2 separate regions of the Homo sapiens genome follow, and region 2 is linked to region 1. The links are chromatin loops, found by intact Hi-C in ENCODE. Cell type or tissue: Caco-2. All regions are shown on one strand. Links, peaks and the distances in the headings refer to the core of each region. The heading gives the core; the rest is flanking DNA.

The links. Peaks named below come from ENCODE experiments on the same cell type or tissue, not always from the same donor. Only the 100,000 strongest peaks of a DNase experiment are listed, where the experiment ranks them.
Region 2: a loop joins it to region 1, with 10 times the contacts of the local background. A loop is called at or near these places in 71 of 110 quality-filtered maps.

Annotation. Positions count from the first base shown.
Region 1 is chr20:46,751,185-46,753,992 of GRCh38, forward strand. No RefSeq gene overlaps it. Among named protein-coding and RNA genes, the nearest start is that of SLC2A10, 43 kb to the left of the region's middle. In Caco-2, for the core only: CTCF peaks have their summits at 1,646 and 1,847; DNase peaks (open chromatin) are centred at 889 and 1,667.
Region 2 is chr20:47,149,209-47,152,016 of GRCh38, forward strand. All of the region lies in intron 10 of EYA2 (EYA transcriptional coactivator and phosphatase 2), which reads left to right. Among named protein-coding and RNA genes, the nearest start is that of MIR3616, 16 kb to the right of the region's middle. In Caco-2, for the core only: a CTCF peak has its summit at 1,604; a DNase peak (open chromatin) is centred at 1,613.

The DNA of each region.
Region 1 (2,808 bases), core at 244-2,743:
CCTCCCAGGTTCAAGCTATTCTCCTGCCTCAGCCTCCCAAGCAGCTGAGACTACAGGCACACGCCACCACGCCCAGCTAATTTTTATATTTTTAGTAGAGACGGGGTTTCACCATGTTGGCCAGGATGGTCTCTATCTCCTGATCTCATGATCTGCCCGCCTTGGCCTCCCAAAGTGCTGGGATTACAGGCGTGAGCCACCGCACCCGGCCAGCACTACACACTTCTAAGCAATCAGATCTGATGAGAACTCACTCACTATCACGAGAACAGCAAGGGGAAATTCGCCCCCATGATCCAATCACCTCCCACCAGTCCCTCCTCCAACACTGGGGATTACCATTTGACATGAGATTTGGGTGGGGACACAAATCCAAACCATATCAAAACCAGTCCTCTCTTTCAGCTTCTCCAACCTCCTTGAGCACTGGGGTAAGGATCACAAACCAATTTTTTTACCATTGCTTTTTGCAATTCCTGCAGAGGTGGAGGGAAGGGTGCTTGCTACCCACTGGGTTACTCCTGGCGTTTGGAGCTTCAGCCAAACGGAAGACAGAAAGAGTCCCATCCACACGCCACGGCTCTCATTTATCCCTTCAACAGGCGCCTGGATCCTCCGGTTCCACTTCTCAGGGTGTTCTGCCTTGCAGCTCTGGCAGCTGTTGTCTCCAGCCTGCATCAACTCAAATATGGAAAACATCCACGTTTTCTTTTCATTTTCTTGCCGCTTTCTAACAGTATCACTCATACATTTCAGAGAGTCCCATAGACTTTCCGTAAGGGGTGGAGTCACAGAAGCGGGCATCTGTTGCTTGGACGCCATCCACTTCCATTCGCCTCTAAGCTGATAGCTCTTACGGATCTGCTCCTCAGGGACCCCACCCATCTCCTAGTTAACCAATAAGAGCACCCCACCCCCACCATCCCAGCAACAATGATTGGTTCAGGAATGAGGGCGTGGCCAAAGCTAAGCCAACCAAAGCCAGTGATACTGGATTCTGGGACTAATTTTTAAATTTCTTAAGAAAAACTCTTCGTACTGGATTGCTGAGAGAATGGGATGTAAGGTCTGAACTCATGTCTGCCTTCATGCTACCAGCAAAGAGAACCTTGAAACCAAGTGCCCTGTATCCAGTAGGTGCTTAATAGTAGTTTATCGAGTGAAGGAAATAATGGGGAAAACATCTGCCAATGCAAGTAGTGCCAGTGCAATGATTCAAAGTGGTACTAAGTGCCCCCTGGAGAGGGCTGCATACACATGCAATTCCAAGTCTAAGAATGTATCTCACAGATACATTTGCACATGGACCCATATCAGTGTTACGGTGAAAGGTTGGACAGGTTATGCACTGCCCAACATTAGTGTGCACCATTCACATCAGGCGGGACAGAGTGGGAGAAGATAACTTTGCTGTAAACCTTTGTGCCCTGTGTGATTTTTTTTTTACCATGATCATATATAGTTTCTTCAGAAGAAAAATTTTTATATCAAAGCCGAAACTGTGCATTTACATTTCTTTATACATTGCTTGGCACATCAGTGCTCAATATGTATCAGCTGTATCAGCAGCCATCATTATTGTTATTTTTTAAGCTGTTTTGAAAACCTTACGGTGTTATTACACCATGGAGACACACGAGGGCGCGCCAGGCATCTATTTAAAAAGTGTTTTCATAGCAGTTCGTGGAGGCTGTAATTTTGAGTGTGTACAGGAGATGGGGGAAAAAGTCTTGGGGGTCCCGTGTGGGTGACAAGGGCAAGTCTTAGTTCCAACTTGGTCCAGTCTGCCAGCCTTGTCAATGAAATACCAGGACTCCCTTCCTGAGTGCTCCATAGTGGAATCAGGGTGAGCGTCCACTCTTTGCAAGTCCTTAGAGGAGAGAGCTGGCTGAGCCGGAGGACTGGCCCGGGGAGCCCCTGCTGCACCCGGACCTGTGTTCTCATCTGTGCAGCAGAAACAATCAAACCCACCTGCAGGGCTATCGTGAGATTAAGCAGGGTCTCTCAGAGATCAAAAGAAGCCCGAACTACTTTCTAGAGTGAAGAACTGGAAAGAAGAGAGAGAGAGAAGGAAAAGAAAGCCTCAAACAATCACCAAGATTGAAGTCACTCTCACAAGGTTAAATTTTACAACTCACCCCTCTGCCTCATATACACGGCAACCTAACAGTGCCAGGCAGAGATGGTGGGATTTATTTTAAAACAGTAACTTATATGGTCTGATAGAAGGACCCAAGCTTGGCCGGGCGCGGTGGCTCACGCCTGTATTCCCAGCACTTTGGGAGGCTGAGGCGGGTGGATCACGAGGTCAGGAGTTTGAGACCAGCCTGGCCAACATGGTGAAACCCCGTCTCTACTAAAAATACACAAATTAGCCGGGCGTGGCGGCGCGCGCCTGTAATCCCAGCTACTCAGGAGGCTGAGGCAGGAGAATTGCTTGAACCCTGGAGGCGGAAGCTGCAGTGAGCGGAGATAGCACCACTGCACTCCAGCCTGGGTGACAGAGCGAGACTCCGTGTCAAAAAAAAAAAAAAAAAGAAAAGAAAAAGAAGGACCCAAGCTTAATAATTTCTTTCTGACCCCTTCTGCTATCAGTTCTGGCGGTGCTTCTCCGTGATTTGGGTATAAGCTTATTCGATAAGGTTATACATATACTCATAAGATAATACACAAAAGCATATGCAGAGGGCTGCGGCAGACAGATTGCTGGTCTACTGGAAAGCCAGCTCCCCTTCTTGGCTAAGAGAGTGCCCAATGTGTTCCATGCACGGCGGATGACAATGTGCCCAATGGAGAGATGCTTCAGCC
Region 2 (2,808 bases), core at 121-2,620, 400 kb after region 1:
AAATTTCAGCAAGGGGACATTTAGTTCGGGCATGAAAAAGAAGTTAACAAGCAAAGGTACCTATAAACAAAGGCATCATAAATAGATATAAAGCCAGAAGAAAAGGGATCTAAAGTAGACAGAGAAGATAGGCTGACTCTCCAGTTGCAGATTTTCATTATCAGCTCATCACACCACCGAAACTCTCTGGTGATTTGCTATCCACATCCATGGCGTTTGGTGGCCCTAAAGATTGTAACGGCCCCCATCCTCTTGGTTAAAATGGCAGGTGTGTTGACAAGAACTGTCTTAGGTACCCCCTGCCTGCTGGGCATCACATTCTTCTTGGTATATATTAAAAGAACACAAGTTTGGGCCAGGCACGATGGCTCATGCCTGTAATCCCAGCACTTTGGGAGGCTGAGACAGTGGATCATTTGCGGTCAGGAGTTCAAGACCAGCCTCGCCAACATGGCAAAACCCCATCTCTACTAAAAATACAAAAAAAAAAAAAAAAAAAAAAATTAGCCAAGCAGGGTGGCGTGCACCTGTAATCTCAGTTACTTGGGAGGCTGAGGCAGCAGAAACCAGGAGGCGGAGGTTGCAGTGAGCCGAGATCACACCACTGCAGTCCAGACTGGGCAACAGAGCAAGACTTCATCTCAAAATAAGTAAATAAATACATACATACACACATACACACACGCAAGATTTGCAGGCAAGATGCAGCAGGACTGAGGAGGGGGCCTTCCTTGCTCTCCCTTGCCTTAGCAGGCAATCTGTCAATGTCAGGGTGTCCTCTGGAAGCCAGGAGGTGTGCCTGAGTGAGGTGCTGTCCCTGAAGAAGATGTCCAGGGGCTGGCATGGTGAGGGCAGTAGTAAGAGGGAGGCAAAGAGTTTGGCCCCAGGAGGGTGGAATTAATGCATCTGGCCAGGGAGTCAATGGTCGCACAGCAGTGGCTGAGGTTGGAGGCACCTGGCGTCATCCTGCCTCACCTGAGTTTCTGCTGCATTCTCTGGTCCTGGCCCCTGTCCGCTTCTCTTCACTCCCCTTGCCATTACCTCTGTGGTCTAAGTCACCATCATCTTTCTCTTGGACGTCATCACGGCCTTCTCACTGTCCCCCTGCTGTCTATGAATTAGGATACAAGCTCATCAAAATAAAGAGGCTTAAGTACAACACAGATCTGTTTCTCTCTCATGAGGAAATCTGAAATGTGAACAGTCTAGGGCCAGAAAGGCAGCTCTTCCATGCCAGAAGCCCAGGCACAGCGGCTTCCTTTTCCCCCACCCCCCGAAAGACAGGGTCTTACTCTGTCACCCAAGCTGGAGTGCAGTGGCATGGTCATGGCTCACTGCAGCCTCGACCTCCTGGGCTCAAGCCATCCTCCCACCTCAGCCTCCTGAGTAGCTGGGACTATAGGCAGGCGTCACCATGCTCCGCTAATATTTTTATTTTCTGTAGAGATGGAGTCTCCTATGCTACCCAGGCTGGTCTCAAATTCGTAGTCTCAAGGAATCCTCCTGCCTTGGGCTCTCAAACTGCTGGGATTACAGGCATGAGCCACCTATTCCAGGCACATTCCAGGCAGCAGGGAAAAGGAGGCAGAGACAGAGAAGGGCACCACCCAGCGGTTGCAGTTCTCTCTTCTGCTCACACCCCATTGGCCTTAACATAGTCACTTGGCCACACCTTCCAAGGCAAGGGAGCCTGGGAAATGTAGTCTTTATTCTGGACAGTCACGTGCCAATAAAAACTGCTACTAATAAAGGGGGAAGTGAATTGGGTATTGAGGGTCAGCTGGCAGTCTCATCCTGACACCTTTCCTCGGTTTTCATCACAGTAGCCAGAGAGGTGAAAAGGAAAGCTGAACATGTCACCTGCTTAAAACTCTTCAGTAGGCTGGGCACAGTTGTTTGCGCCTGTAATCCCAGCACTTTGGAAGGTCGAAGCAGGTGTATCACTTGAGGTCAGGAGTTCATGACCAGCCTGGCCAACATGGCAAAAGCCTGTCTCTACTAAAAATACAAAAACTAGCAGGTCATCGTGGTGGGCACCTGTAATCCCAGCTACTCGGTAGGCTGAGGCAGGAGAATCGCTTGAAACCAGGAGGCAGAGGTTGCAGTGAGGCAAGATCACACCTCTGCACTCCAGCCTGGGCAACAGAGCGAGACTCCATCTCAAAAAAAAAAAGCTCTTCAGTGAGCTATTATGGACTGACCCCACCTGCCTCTCCAGACTCTTTTTCTCCTACTCTTTTCATCATTTGCTCCACTCCAGATCCAATGGTCTTTTTTTAATTCCTTGAACATCCATGCTCCCCACTACCTTAAGATTCTGCCCACGCCATGCCCTCTGTATGGAACACGCTTCCCCACCATTCTCCCCTCCTCTTGTTCTCAAGGTCCAAGGCCTCGCCAGTTCCTATGCACCTCTTAAATCTCTGAACCAGTTCCATGTCCTTAGGGAAGTCTTACCCGATTCCCCTCAAAAGGTTAGATTCTGCCATCATATGCTCCCAGGACGCCTCATACTTATGCGGTACATTTTGTACTCTTTGTAACCATTTCATAATTATTTAAAGTAATTGATGTGAATTCTGTGTTCCCCACCAGCTGTGTATTCCAGGAGGGCAGAGAACATGTCCACTGTGTTCACTGCTATAACTGGCACATAGTAGGTGATCAGTAAATCGTTGTTTCTTGACGGTTGATGATCTTGCCCTACGACCCCATCCATGGTAACAACTGCCTTCTGGAATTTCTAACTTTCAGGAAACTGACTTTGTTTATGTGCCTTTGACTTTATTAGAAATTAAGTAGGTTAAC